2 separate regions of the Homo sapiens genome follow, and region 2 is linked to region 1. Evidence: chromatin loops called from intact Hi-C (ENCODE). Cell type or tissue: gastrocnemius medialis. All regions are shown on one strand.

Region 1 (8,000 bases):
AGAAAAGGACAATGAAGAGTACCTCCGAGTGAGCATCAGAAATCGGAGATGAAGAACATGAACCACACATCTACACTTATAACAAAGCAGTTTTAAAAACGTTTCTGCTGGCTCAAAGGTACAGGTAATAGTTTAAATAAAAATGCCTGTTACAGAATATATACAGTACATTTTTCTATAAGATAATATTTTATTTGGGAATGAAAAAGAAATGTTAACAGCTATACTACTCATTATATGTCCAAGTATTTACTCATATTCTTAGAAACTTATTTCCCTCTCTTATGAGAATCTCCTATTACGAGGATGTGGCTCTCCAAATGTGCAATCCCTAGCCATGACATACTTCCTTCTTTCTGCCCTGTCATGAAAGTACATGTGACATGGTTTGGCTCTGTGTCCCCACCCAAATCTCATCTTGTAGGTCCCATAATTCCCATGTGTTGTGGGAGGGACTTGGTGGGAGATGATTGAATCATGGGGGTGGGTCTTTCCCATGCTGTTCTCATGATAGTGACTGGGTCTCACCAGATTTGATGGTTTTAAAAATGGGAGTTTCCCTGCACAAGCTCTGTTTTTGCCTGCTGCCATCCATGTAAGATGTGACTTGCTCCTCTTTGCCTTCCATCATGATTGTGAGGCCTCCCCAGCTATGTGGAACTGTAAGTCCAATAAACCTCTTTCTTTTGCAAATTGCCCAGTCTCAGGTATGTCTTTATCAGCAGCATGAAAATGGACTAATACAATATGGGTTCACAAAAGTAATGATTTCTCATGAATTGTAACAGACACTTATTTAAAGTGAATTATAAATGCTGATCATTATTGAAGTGGGGTAACAAGTACATGAGGGTTTATATTTTGGCAAATGGCTGAAAATTCCTATAATAAAAAGTTTATTTTGAAATCGAATAGACTTTCATCACTGTTTTAAATAAGCACCGACCTTTTTATGGATGCTATTGTTACTGTTGTCAAGAGAATAGTAATCAGAACATAAATTAGTAGGGCATCTTAATCCTGAGAAGAACAAGGAGCAATTGCTCATAGCTTTATTGTCGGAGACATTAACAGGATTTCTCTACGACACTAAGGACCTAATAAAGTTTCTTCTATGTTAAAAACTATACTGAAAGAAAATGTGCATGCAATAAACTTATGAGCTCAAATGTAGAAAATAAGTTGTGTCATGATTACAAGCTTATTCTCTCCATCTGTCTGGAAAATCACACCTATGAATATCCCACTAGTTTCAACAGCTTGGAAGCAGATGGACTCTATCTACATGCAGACGGTATGGACAAACAGAGCAGCAGACACCACCACTACACACACATGCAGCAGAGGCACTGCTACAGATGAAAAAGCAGACAGGATGTTATTCCATGGGCTACTCTCCCAAGTGATTATGCATAAATCCTTTTATACATATATGTTCCAACCACACATTATTACTAATTGGCTTTTAGTCTCAGTTGAATTGATACTACATCTCTGGGAGAGGATATCTTTCCATGACCTATAGATGGTGTTGCCACAGGTGATTTTTTAAACTTGTTCCATACGAACATAATGTTTATTATTAACCTGTAACTTGTCTCTAGATATCTATCAATTTGGTTGTATAAGATTTTACCATCACTAAATATACATGTTATCACCTTTCCTTTGCTAGATAATTTAAGCAGGCAACGAAACTGGACTCCTATCTTTTGCCATATACAAAAATTAAATAAAAATGGATTAAATACTTAAATATAAGTCTTCAAACTATGAAACTACCAAAAGGAAACATTGGGAAAGCTCTCTAGGACACTGGACTGGGTAAAGATTTCTTGAGTAATATCCCAAAAGCACAGGCACACAAAGCGAAAATGGACAAATGGGATTACGTCAAGTTAAAAAGCCTCTGCACTGCCAAGGGAACAATCAACAAAGACAACCTGCAGAATGGGAGAAAATATTTGTGAACTACCCATCTGACAAGGGATTAATAACCAGAATACATAAGGATCTCAAACAACTCTATGGGGAAAAAATCTAATAATTCCAATTAAAAAATGGGCAAAAGATCTGAATAGACAGTTCACAAAAGAAGACATAAATAGCAAACAAGTATGTGAAAAGGTGCTCAACCTCACTGATCATCAGAGAAATGCAAATCGAAACTACAATGAGATCTCATCTCACCCCAGTTAAAACGGCTTTTATCCAAAAGACAGGCAATAACAAATGCTGGCGAGGAAGTAGAGAAAAAAGAAACCTCATATACTGTTGGTGGAAATGTAAATTAATGCAACTATTATGGTGAACAGTTTGGAGGTTCCTCAAAAAAAAAAAAAAACACAAAAACTAAAAGTAGAGATACCATATGATCCAGCAATCCCACTGCTAGGTATATACTCAAAAAAAAAAAAACAAAAAAAAAAGGGAAATCAATATATCAAGGAGGTATCTGCACTCACATGTTTATTGCAGCACTATTCACAATAGCCAAGATTTGGAAGCAACCTAAGTATCCATCAACAGATGAATGGATAAAGAAAATGTGATACATATATACAATGGAGTACTATTCAGCCATAGAAAACAATGAGATCTTGTCATTTGCAACAACATGGATGGAACTGGAGGTCATTATGTTAAGGGAAAAAAGCCAGGCACAGAAAGACAAACTTTGAATGTTCTTACTTATTTCTAGGTGCTAAAAAGTAAAACAATTGAATTCATGGAGACAGAGAGTAGAAGGATGCTTACCAGAGGCTGGGAAGGGTAGTGAGGAAGTAGGGGGGATGGTTAATGGGCACAAACAATAATTAGAAAGAATAAATAAGACCTAGTATTTCATAACACAAACAGGGTGACTACAGTCAACAATAACTTATTGTACATTTTAAAATAACTAAAAGAATATTACTGGATTATAATGCAAAAAAAGGATAAATGCTTAAGGAGGTGATAGATATATTTACCCTGAGGTAATTACTACATGTCATATATCTGTATCAAAATATCTCACGTACCTCATAAATATATCCACCCCCTACGTACCCACAAAAGTTAAAAATAAACATAAAATAAAATAATAAAAAACAGGTATTAGCTGCTGTGACACCAACCACCAGCAGGTGGCGGCCAAAGGCTCTGCCTGACTGCTCTGACGTTCCTGACGTTGTAGGAGCAAATACCTCAGCCTCAGCACCTCAGCTGTGATTTTTGTCACATAAAAAAGAACTGCAGCATGCAGAAAACGAATTTTAAGAATGATAAATAAATATCAGGAAAATACCGAAATTAACAACTCTGGCAAAGGTAAGGTGCTAAGGAATTGGCACTTTAGACTTTAAAGAGAAGCCAAACAATTTTAATGATCTACTTGGAAAACAAACAACACTCCTACACCCTACTTTGAGTCCATTAGTAATGAATTCCCATTTTTCCAGCTGCTGTTTACTTACCACGTTGATTTTACAGGGCTTAAAAACTACATAAACAGAGAAGGATCATCCACTATCTGCGTATCCTCATAGCTTTCTGTTTCTGACACTAGTCTGATGATCAGGGGGCATCAGTCCTCCCTTTATGTCTGGAATCTGGTCCAGATGTTTTGCTCTTACCAAAATACTTCCAATGCCGTATTTACTGACCGCAAGAATAGAACAACATAAAAATACAATGGAAAACAGGAACCCATTTGTTCAGATTAGGTGTTAGCTGTAGATAAAATCAAGGAAAGAGTAAAAAGGTTTTCATCAATGAAAGTTATACCTCTTATTATTATTGTTGTTGTCATGCATTTCAATTTGTTAGCTATTTGTAGAGCTATAAAAGAAAAAACATTTTCTATGCTCTGCTTGCTACAGTACATGTTATACCTGCTAGGAAAAACCACAATGATAAATGACTACCATTTGCTTTTTAAAAAATGTTACTCACAAAGACCAGGGACTGAATCTGCTGAAAGTACTTCAAGCCTTTCATACCCAGTGCTATCAAATGTTTCTCTTCACTCTAAATGTTCAGAAAAACACAATTATCCTATCTTCTGCCCAACCTATACTATCTATTGGTCAAATATATTTATGGGGGAAACAGCTATTGCAAACAGAGACTAAAAATGTTCTCCTTGACCTTGGGCACATATTTACTATATCCATGAGGTCTATGAGGTGCAGAAACTAGGAGTATTGCTAAACCGCCTGTCCATCACACAGAAATCACAGCGACCAGCACAAAACCTTCTGGAGAGAGTAGGTGGTGGCTCTCTGCACCATACATACCTCATTGCTTTCTTTTTTCTTTCTTTTTCTTTTTTGAAATGAAGTCTCACTCTTGTTGCCCAGGCTGGAGTGCAATGGTGTGATCTTGGCTCACTGCAACCTCCGCCCCCCAGGTTCAAGCGATTTTCCTGCCTCAGTCTCCCGAGTAGCTGGGATTACAGGCACCTGCCACCACACCTGGCTAATTTTTTTGTATTTTGAGTGGAGACAGGGTTTCACCATGTTGGCCAGGCTGGTCTTGAATTCCTGACCTCAGGCAATCCACCTGCCTTGGCCTCCCAAAGTGCTGGGATTACAGGAATGAGCCACCGTGCCCAGCCCCTCATTGCTTTCTAATCTTCTGTCTCAATCATCTCCTTAGTGGAAAGCCACATAATTATGGCATTCATGCCAGGGTCCCCTAAACACCAGTTTAAATTTGCTTTAGCAAAATTTTCTGGAAATGTAATGACATGAATGAAATGCAACAATAGCCTAGGTTATCAATCATGTAAAATAGGGAAACACAACTGGGTGACAGAAACTAGCCAGTCCTGCTATGAGATGGTGCTATGAAAGCAGGTCAACAAGGACCAAGACCCCCAAACATGTCAGAGTAGTGATAGGCTCAAGAGAACTTGTCGTCTCTGAGGTTTATGTCATGCATTCATACATTCATTCACTCATTTATTTACTTATTTGCTTGTTTTCTTTGTGATATTAGCTCTGACCAATGCCTGAAAGTAGTGTGTCAATCACGCAACTGGTCGGGATGAGACAATTGAAGATACTTTCATTATCCTTCTGCCCAGCATGAAATTCCATACTTATTTATAAAGTAGGTTATTGTAACTGATCATAGGCATTTTTCTAATAAAGCAATTAAAAAATTTTTTTCTAACAAATTTTAAAATAATAAAAGAAATAATTTATGGTAACATTTTGATATATTTAGTTGTATTCATTTTCTAATCATACAAGGGTTTATCTTACAAAACATGAGTCATGTTTCTGAGAAAAGTTATAGTAATGGATATATAATACTTTATTGCTTATTCTATTTATCAAGTTATTTAACAGTTCTATTAGCATTAAACACTAGTTGGTTTCATTTTTAAATGTTACTCTAACACTGTGAGAAAGATCTTTGGTTTGTAACCCAACAATTATTAGGTTACACATTTCAATAATTTAAATACTAAACACTGCTCTATTTCTTTATGATGTCTCCATTAAACATGTTTTGGGGGTTTCTGCTCAACATTATAAGAAATTTTTAAAAAATTTCAAAAACATAGAATCATACAATGAACTTCCAAGTGCCCACCACCTAGGATCCTCAATAGACATGTCACCACATTTGCTTTATCACGTCTTCCCACCTATCTGCCTTGATTTGAGTCATCTTCCAGTCAATTGCAATATAGCTTCATAAAATGCTTTTTAGGAATTCTATGGAAAGTCTCTAGCACCTTATGTAATTGGTAATGTCTTTCTGCTGCTTTCCTACATGACCAACTATTGACTTGGGGTAGAATTACTGTATTGTGTTTCTTTGTGCTCAAAATTTGTATGTTGTTCTAATAGCTTCTGACCTTTAGTACTGATATGGATAAGTCAGAGAACAACCTAATTGTTGTTCATTTGTAGTGCTTTCTTATTTCCAACCTAGATGCTTGCAGAACTTTTTTTTTAAACTTTAAACTCAAATATTTAAAAGAATACATTTCAATGTAGTCTCTCCCCATTAAGTTTGCTTTTTTTGGTGATTTCTTATGATCCACATGCAGGAATTCCATCAACTAGGAAAACTTCAGTTTGAGCATGTTTTTTTCTATTATACTGGCCACTTCTGCTTCTGTAACATTCTTATAGTCTCTTCTTCAGGATGAACTTCTACCCATGAGCTGTATCTTCACTCCTTGGTCCCTAAATCTATCATCTTTGCTTGTGCTTCTCTTTATGTGTTGGGAGAACTCCTCCAGCTTGTCCTCATATCACTAAATCGATTCTCTATAGTGTTGCTTCTCGTCTTTACCACATCTCATGCAAATTTTAATTCTAATATTACATTTCCTCCCCTTAAAATCTTTTCTCATGTTATTGAGTTCCCTTTTCATCTGCCTTTCAAAGTGACTTTCTTTTCTTCTCAATATGGTTGCCTTATCATCTCACCCTTCATCTTTTGTTTCACCTATCGAGGTCATCTTGAGTTTTACTGACAACAAAAAGGAAGGCAATTTTCAAATTTTGTCTTTGTATGTCAGGTAATTTTTGTTATTGTTGCATGTTCTCTAAAGAAACTTTTAACTCTGGCATGCAATAATTATTTTTTCTTTTGTATTGCTCTATAGGTGTTTGCTAATCTAAAAATGTATTTACTTGCTTAGTTTTCTCAAATCAGGAGAAATCTCTATAGGCTTGATGTTTACAGTAGACGTGGAAACATTTTCTTTGTTCCATTTTACTCGCTATCTGGGGACTCTTAGATATCCTTTTCAGAACAGGAGCTGGAGAGGGATTTATCAAGTCTTGACATAGAATCACCTGCTCTGAATCCCCTAAATATATGTGTCAAAGGATATACTTCTGTGAGAGTAGCAGCAGGCCCCAAATGGCCTGGATGCTTCAGAAAGGAATCCCATACTCATGGCGGGGTAGATGCGAGTTGTCTCTGATCGAGGGTGGAGATGGATGACACTCTCAGATATTTTCCCTTGCCTGGCTCAGGTATTATGCGTCAAGGATCCATTTATACTTTGTTTTATGGAAAATTATCTTGGGTTTAGCTAACATTTCTAGAATATACTTTTGAAATGTTGACTTTCTTTTTCTATATGCTGGGTTTTTTCTTTAAGAGTAAAATCATTAAAATGAAAACAAAAAAAACTAGTAATAGTGAATCTGATTTTTTGAGTGATTTTTAAGTGTTTTCAGCTTTCTCGTGAATCTTCTTTTACACATCCCAATGATAAATTTCATTTTTTTAAAAAAATGCTCCAAGGTTTTTTTGTTGTTGTTGTTGTTTTTTCCAAGATGGCTGACTGGAGACGTCAGAAGCCAGTTCTCTTCAGAAAGGGGATCAAAGTTACAGACGAGTGGCCATGATCTGAATGGAAAGCTGAGAGAAGAGAGCCAGGACCTGTTGGAGTTCCCATGGAAATAAGCTGGGGTGTAGAAAAAGGAAAGCTACGAGAGTCTGGCAGAGACTGACTCTTAAGGAACTTAGAATTCGGCAGAAAGGGTAGGTGGGGGTGCTTCTCTACTCCCCTCCCTTCTGTGACAAACTGCTGACCACTAAATTGTCAGAGAGCACCTCTGCCCTTGTGACCTTCGGCAATGCTGTTGGTGGCAATCTGAGAACTTCCTGAGGACAGAGCAGCAGTGGCCAGCTCCTCCAGGTGCACTCGGACTCCCCGCAGGCCTGCACTGAAATGGCAGGTGCCATACCGGCTGTGCACCCAGTGTAGGTCACTGCCTGCCTGAAGAACCTGCCTGTCTGTGTCACCAGACCCCTGCAAACATACCTTAGAACCCACTCTGACTTGGCAATGATAGGGGACTGATAGGGAGGATGCTGGGAAGCTCTGGGTACTCCAGAGAGCTAGCTCTTGGCAGAGGCCGCCCCGAGGGAAGGGGGAATACGGCCTGCCAAAGTGCCCCTTGGAACAAAGGAAATGCAGGCATGGTGCTGATTTCTGAAAGGGGTAGCACCAGTGGCTGGGAAAGATCATGGAAAAG
Region 2 (8,000 bases), 360 kb after region 1:
TTCAAAGAATAAGATTCTCACTCTATTGCCAGGTTATAAAGTCCTATGTTGAGAGAAGAGGGTAGTATCTGTTTTTACTTTTAGAGTAAGATAATGAATTTCCAAATTAAGTCCTCAGAAAATGTCTTAGGGCCCCAAATATAAAATGCTAATGTCGTTTTATAAGTTAACAGGCAGGCAAGATTTTTTTCAATAATTGTGGACTTTAAAAATCCATTGAGCTAAATTGGTTCACAGTACTCCAATGCATTTAATAATCATGGGCTAAGGAAGCATACACGGAAGTTGTAAGTGTACATAAACTGTGTTATCATCCAGCTTCTTTGCACATATCTCTAATGGGTCAAATATGTTTTTTATTTTGTTGGTCCACACAGCTGACTTTCAAAAGTATCTGGCCATCCAAATTTAGTCAGACATTTGTAGATGTTAGTGGTAGATGGTATTGAGAACTGTAGGACATAATACTGTTGGCTTTTAGGCTGCCCAGTTGTTAGCACATATATAGTTAAGTACTTCAGTTTATTTTGAAACAGCAGTCTCATAAAACTTACTAGTCCTTATTTAGCCCGAACTAGGATCTTGCATGTATATAATTTATTCATTCATTCTCTCACTCATGATGCAACACACATTTAGTAAATGTCTAATGTGTGGTGGGTACTAGATTTACCAAAATGAGTAAGACAAATTCCTTGTCTTTGAAGAATTTCCAGGAGACAGAGACTAGTAAGCAGATAATTATAGTGGAATGTAGGATGTAGGAGAAACAAAGAAAAACATAGGGTAGACACTTAAAGAAGATAGGATGCAGGACCTAAGCTATGACCTCAGTTTATCAAACCTGATTCCTGACTGGAGCAACTGCTTCTGGCTTAGGACAGTCTGTGTCTCCCTCCCAGGCTCTTGACTCTGAGGTGTCACTCTGATCCTGGGAGATGGACTGAGACTTCTAATATATCATTTTTGCCTGATGGTTGATTAAGTCCTAGACCCTGGATTAAGCTGTTCTTCCAATTAAACCTGTCACAGAAATGCTTCAGCTCTTCACCAAAGTCTAATCCAATGAGATCTCCTTTTCTTGACAGAATGTCCCAGCCAAAAACCTACTTCTTTGAGAGCAACAGTCTTCCCCCTGGAAAGGGACAGATGAACAGAGATAGAAAGAGAAGAAAGACAAACAACTTACCATCAATGACAACCTCTTCATCCAAAGTGTACAAGTCGGGGAGTCTGTGCCTTACCTTTTCAAGTGGGCAATGGGTACTGTCTCGGAGAAAGGGAAGTAAGTTTGGTCGATCATATTCAGCATAAAGACTGATCTGTTTTTCATGGTAACGCTGCCCCTTATGGTGGTCTCTCTTGAAAAGCTTATGCAAATACTAAAAGGAACAAAAGATAAGCCGTGACCCATTAAAATGAGAAAAGCAATACCTGGCTAACATTGCTATTTTTAGCTCTAAACACCTCCCATGGACAGGTTGGGGGAGAAGCAGTCTTCAGGGAAAACCTCTAGGTGATGGAGAAGTGGAAAGGAAAACCCTTTGGGAGAGCAAAGGATTCCGATAATTTCTCTAGAAGGGCCCCAAAACCTGACTCTGCCACGTACCAACTGTGACCTTAGGCAAGTCACTAATCTCTCTGAGACTCAGTTTATCTACAAAAATTTTATTGAGTTACTGTGACAATTAAACGAGTTGCCATTACGAAATCACTCAGAACCAATGAACTTAGCATACACTAAGAACTACAGAAATGTTAATGACAGTAGTTGTCAATATCATCATTGGTATCTGCTTTGGCTCAGAAATAAAAAGATGAGTGGTCTTCCCAGATCATAAAAATTATTTTACACAAAAGAGGGTAGAGTCCTGGGACAAGCACATATTCTTAAAAACTCAAGTAGCGGGCACTAAACTCATTTCCATACATTCTGCATCTCCTCTTTGTTGACTCTTCAAATGAAATGCTGCCTAAACTGGTAACATCAAAAACAAAAATACAAAGTAAAAATCAAGAAGAATGCAGGTGTTCTGAAACAGTTTTCAAAACTGATTCCTTACCTTAGCTGTCTGAAAAAAAGTTAACTTCACAGGAAATCAGTAATTCACTTTCTCCTCACAGGCAAGATTAAGTCTATCAATACAGTACTCAGAAGTCAAAAAACAATTCAATGTTTAGTTAATATTAAATGTAAACAAAAACCCCACAATCTACTGAAGACAGGAAGACTTAATCACCAATCCCACGAGCATTAACACCTTGGGTTGCTGTTTCCAAGTGGATTGGTTTATAACAGACATAGAGCACCAGCCGCCCTGCAGCTGAGACTGTAAATGCGCTGATGTTTGTTATTGCTGTTGAATCTAGTCACAATGACGCCTAACCATGGACACATGCACCTTAAGAAACCAATCTTCAGGCTTCCTGTTCACTTCTTCCTAAGGCAAAACGGAGCAGTACAAGCAGTAGACTGAACTCATGTGCCAGGCAGAGGTCTGATGAACACCACCGCCAGTCCACTGGCACTGGGGTCAGTGTGTTAGCGGGGATATGTGGTGCTGTTTCCCAGAGTGCAAAAAGGACAGGGAGGCCCTGTCACATGAATGCTGAGTCAAATTTATATATATAGAAACAAGACATTGCCTGGCAGGGAAGATGAGCCATGTTAGTGTGGGCTGTGCCACCACTTCACCATTGCACTGATTACATTGTCGCACAGAGAGCTACTGCCCATAATCCTGTCTCCTGGCTTAAGTAAGTCAGAAATCACTGCTTTATAAATGAATTCCTAAGGTGGTTAGCAATGTGGAGCCTTGCTTGGGAAGCAGATAATCTTGAGATTTCCAATCATGAACAATGCAGCAGTAGCATCTGAGCAAAAGAGAAAAAAAGGTGCCTCTCATTCCCTTCCTGCAGTCTTCAAAAGCTTCAAAGCAGAAAACTGACTTTTGAAAAAAATGCTCTATTCCCTAAGCCTCCTCCTAGGGTGCAATGAGATGGGCAAAGATACAAGTGCACTTATTGTATCTGATACCCATAGTCCTACTGATATAATCCCTAAGTGTGCTAAGTTTTCTCTTGTATAACTTTTAAAGGACATAGAAAACAACTATTCCTGCTTTACTCTCATGATGATGCAATGCAGAGAATTGAAGTAGCCCCCCAAAGAAATCTAGAATAACAGGCCTTAATTACACAACCACCAATAGCACACAAGAAATATGGAATTAGCTATTGTCATGGTGAGGGACAAAAGAAATGAGACTCTGCCCTTTTATCGCTCTGTGGTCTGGATATGGAATGGTTGTCTGACATTTCCTTAGCAGGAGAACTTGGTACAGTATCTGCGGTGCCATACTGGCCTTTACTGTGATATATGCCATGGTTATATTTAATGGCAACTACAGAGGGAGAGTGCTTATTCCTAGACACAACATAACACAAAAACATTCATTATAGTTAAATATATAGTTATGTTACATATATTTATATTATAGTAATATAATAGATAGATTGGTAACTTTTTTCCATCACAATTCAATTGTGGGTCAAAATTCAACTGCCTGATCTACAATTAATCCCTGACCTTGAATTCACAGCATATGCTGCATTTTGGTAATTACAGAACATTGTTTGTGGTGAAACCTCCAACTGGAATATTAACCTCCTTGAAGAATTCACTCCAGTATCCTCCTCGCACCAATACTGAAAGGTGATTCACCCACTGGTCAATCAAAAGGGCAAAAGGAGGAGACTGCCATGCTCACCACATGCTGTAGCTCTGGTCTGTCTTCCAATTCTTCCACTACCTTTTTAATCTAGATAAAAAAGAAAAGTTTCAAGGTGGAGTCATGAGGACAGAAAGACAGCTACAAAATTATCTGATAAACTCTCTTCTTCACAGCTATAGGAGTCCCAGACGTTCATCTGGTAACACATATAAAAACAAATGACACTCACTGAAATTTTATCTTCATTGTCCAAAAGCATGTCAACAGCTTTCTGAAACATATAAGAAAAGCCACAGTCAATGAAATCCGTTATTTAAGAAGAGAAGACTAAACACAATGCAGTGTACCTACCACAGTTCACAGGTGGAAGGCTTATTTTGTATACTTAAGGAGGCCCTTGGCTTTACAATGGCTCTTATGGAAAATGACATTTGTGAAGAACTGCATTTTCAAATGCATCTCAATCTGAAGCCTATGTGTTTTGCACACTACTAAAATGGTGCTTTGCTATAACTTCCCAAATACAAAACATCTTGACTGCCCATATCCTAGCCCCCCGCCCTCCGATGTCTCGGATACCTTCACACCTTCTCATGAGACTCTCAGTAGTTATGGAGAGCATCTCTTTACCAGTATATCAAGAAAATGAGCTTTTCTTCCAGCTACTTCAACCTCGACCTAGTCTCCCTATGAGACTCCACAGACAGAAGGAGCTGGTTTTATGAGGAGAAGGGAATAAGAGTCAGAAAGAGAATGAGATACCTGAAGTTTCATAATGACATAAAGCTTTTGGACTTTCAGAATTTACTTTAGCCACTTTTATCATTCAGGAAACACAAACTAGACAGTTTATGTCAAGAGGAAGAGGGAAAGCAGCACACCAGACTGAGCCTCACACGGAACACCTGGGGGCCCTGTTCTAGACTCTGCTACGACCTAGCTGTCTGCTCCAAATGTTACTTTTGTTCTCTGAAATACGAGGGTGTTGGAGTAGATTATCCCTAAGGTCTCTTCTAACCAGAAGACTCTGATTCCTTACATCTGGATCACATTCTAGAATAGCAATTAGTTTCAGCTCATTCATCTTTTTTCCACAGGAACATATGCAAAACGAGCTCTGGAGAACAATGGAAGGGGGTGCATGAGGGGAGACTAGATATGAGGAAAATGTAATTAATTTTTACATAAGCATCTCATCCTCTGCCAGACAAGCAGAGCCTCTCTACCTGAACTTCCTTGGAGCTACGTAATTCTTCGTAAATCTGTAGTCCCTAAAGACTTGACTCAGTATTTTAAAAAGGGCTAAAGCATCTTTGAGAAAAAGACGTAGCTCTAGCTCCTATCTAAATTAAGTTTAAGTTGGTGGAGATTAATATAGCACACAATATCTCTAAATACAGTACAATATAATTGAAAAATGCATTAATCCTTTTGGAGCCTTTAGGGTTCTACTTTTAGGTTTATCTAAAATTTCAATTTTTTGAATAAGAACACTGTTTTATAAACCTCATTATTTCTGTCATGAGCACTTGTAATTAGATTTCTTTTACACACACACACACACACACACACACACACACACACAGCTTGCATCACTTTGCAAGCACCAATGTGAGCTGTGGCTGGGTCCACTCATTAGGGGGCGTAAATTTATTATTAGGTTATTCAAATTTGTCACACAATAAAATAACATTCCACATGTCCTGGACATGAGCATCACCTCAAACCAGGGGAAACCCCACATGCTGGATACGTGAACACCAAGAAATAAAATAGTAATAAGTCGGTCAAGATGGAAGTTCACTTAATTTTAAAATTCTGGAAAACAGGTTAGGAGGGATAAATGAGTCAAAGTATATACGTGGTTTGTTTCTATAAATTATATGAATTGTTTTAGCAAGAAATTACTTTATATGCGCACACACACAACTTTAAAAGTTCTCTATCAACTTTGAATTGCTTTCACAGAATAACTACATTATGAAAAGGATTCCTGAATGCCAAACAACTAGAATAACAACATCTAGCGAGGGTCAGAGTGTTCTAAAGATTGTCGGCATAAAGCCAAGTTATGTGATTCATTCACCAATCCAGCATTTGGATAGATATCTAAGTATTAAATATTTGGAATAGTAAAAATAATTGACAGTACTAAAATAAAAAGCACATTACCTCTGAATCAAAATCCATTAATAAAACAATTTTATCCTTGATAGAACTGAAAAGATTATGCTTGTGGATCAACTGAAAAACGTCTTTATGTCTTAATGTTAAGTATATTTCCAGAGCATTGCCATAGTTCTTGTCATAGGTGTACCTGGTAATACAAATTTTTTACATTAATATTCATCAACAGTTCTAATTAAAACACACACAGAGAGATCATGGTTCACAATATTAAAAATGGAAACACTCCTTTAGAGAGAAAAGTTAACTTTATTTCAAAAAATATTCCTATTTTTGAATAGGATTTAACTATACACGACCAATAAGTATTTCTTTCTCAGAACTTTGCCTCTCATGTTGCCAAAATTTAAGAAAATTCACAATATTCAAGTAATAAAAATGGTCTTTATTGGGGGTCTCAGTCTCAAAAGTTTTACAAACATCCATACAGCAAAGAAACTAGGATCCAGGATGAAGTTCTCATTTTAGTAACAGAAACATCCGTTCCAATTCTTACAAGCAGTATTCAGCTGACAAATGGCTAATATTCCAAAAGCTGATTTTAAGGGGGCTGTGTCTAACTGAAATGTGTTTTTCCATTGAAACAATGTTTTTCACATTAAGTCCCTAAGTCAGCTCTTGAGAGCTCACTGAACTGAAGCTGTACTGTTGGTCCATTACGAACGTGCTGCAGACTCTAAGGGGTATCTAACAGGACAACGTTTCCAAGAGAAAATGATTAGCATTTCAACTTAGAATGCCATAAACACAACCTCCTCTTGTGGAAAATCCAACACGTCCAGAGTTCTAGGTCATTTTGGTATACCTTTTTTGGTTTTGGGCAAAAGAAGAAAAAACAAGGGAGAGGAGTGGCCTGAGGTGATGGGGGCACTGAGGAGAGGTGGATGCAGGGATGGTCGTCTTGGCTAGACCTGCAGTATACTTCTTGTTTCCCTAGATCGAAGTACTTGAGAGCATATCTTATCTATCTCTGTATCATAAGCGTCTCGCACAAAGCCTGCATCACTGAATGTGCCCAAGAAATATGAAAAATATTAACCAAGCTGCCATTTTCTGAGCCCTGACTCAGGGTCAGGGAGTCCTCTATTATGACATCTCTTTTAAAGTTTAAAATTTTCCCATAAGGAATTGACATTTGAGAGATTAAATTAACTGACTTGAAGACCCTAGAAGAGCAGAATCCAGAGCCTTGCTCATTGGGAAACTGTTATGCTTGAGTGATCTAAAACTTGGCACCCTTTTGTTTCCTAACCACTGCCTCTCCCAAGCGCTGTGCGTTAGGGGTTCTCTTCTCTGGGAAACAGATTACATTGCAATTGTACAGTTTCACACATGTCCTTATCGCCTACTCATTTGAGGTTTATGAGAGGTTTTTACTAAGAAGGAATGTAGGAAAATGGTATAAAATACATCTTCTCCACTTGGAGTTTGCCAAATCTAAAGTATGAAAAACTTTTCAACACAGACTGATATGGAAAAAGAAACACTTAAGTATACTCACAATTCTGCCAGGGTTTTAAGTAAAGTCTTGTTCTGACTATCTTTCTTCAAATGATCCCGAACTGCTTGAACTATGACTGAATTATTATACAGATCTCCAGGCCATTCTCGGATCAATGTGGCAAAACCCTAACCAAAGGTGAAAAACAGAAAAAGAACACTCATTCAACAGAATAATAGTTGTGATATTGTGAAATATACATTTGGTCCTCCTTCTGTTTCCTGGCATATAACTCTCAAAATCCTTAGAATCTCTAAAATGATGTGTCTTCTTGTATGCTAATGAGCTGACTGGTGGCTAGCAGCCCCTAGGTAACTTAAGGATGGGGTTGGGCACAGGATAGACTGAGACAGGATTAAAGGGTTGGAACTTTTCAGCCCTACCCCCACCCCTGCCCCACAACCTCCAAGGAGGGGAGAGGGGCTGAAGGTTACACCGATCACCAATGGCCCAGTGTTTAAATCAATCATGTCTAAGTAATGAAGCTTTCATTAAAACCCAAAAGGAGTGGCTTTGGAGGGCTCCCCAAGAGCTGAACACCTGGAGGTTCCTGGAGGGTGGTGCACCCAAAGAGGACC

The links. Hi-C counts contacts between places; a loop is a spot of excess contacts. Peaks named below come from ENCODE experiments on the same cell type or tissue, not always from the same donor. Only the 100,000 strongest peaks of a DNase experiment are listed, where the experiment ranks them.
Region 2: a loop joins it to region 1, with 4 times the contacts of the local background. A loop is called at or near these places in 26 of 110 quality-filtered maps.

The regions. Positions count from the first base shown.
Region 1 is chr7:38,395,778-38,403,777 of GRCh38, forward strand. All of the region lies in intron 17 of AMPH (amphiphysin), which reads right to left. Among named protein-coding and RNA genes, the nearest start is that of TRG-AS1, 58 kb to the left of the region's middle. RefSeq lists enhancers at 662-831, 7,594-7,763. In gastrocnemius medialis, CTCF peaks have their summits at 3,127 (motif pointing right) and 3,330; a DNase peak (open chromatin) is centred at 3,144.
Region 2 is chr7:38,750,932-38,758,931 of GRCh38, forward strand. It overlaps VPS41 (VPS41 subunit of HOPS complex), which reads right to left. Exons shown (of 29, transcript NM_014396.4): 18 at 7,423-7,550; 19 at 5,907-6,051; 20 at 3,964-4,005; 21 at 3,771-3,821; 22 at 1,245-1,382. Among named protein-coding and RNA genes, the nearest start is that of AMPH, 120 kb to the left of the region's middle. In gastrocnemius medialis, no CTCF peak of the experiment used is centred here; no DNase peak of the experiment used is centred here; H3K27ac peaks cover 817 bases.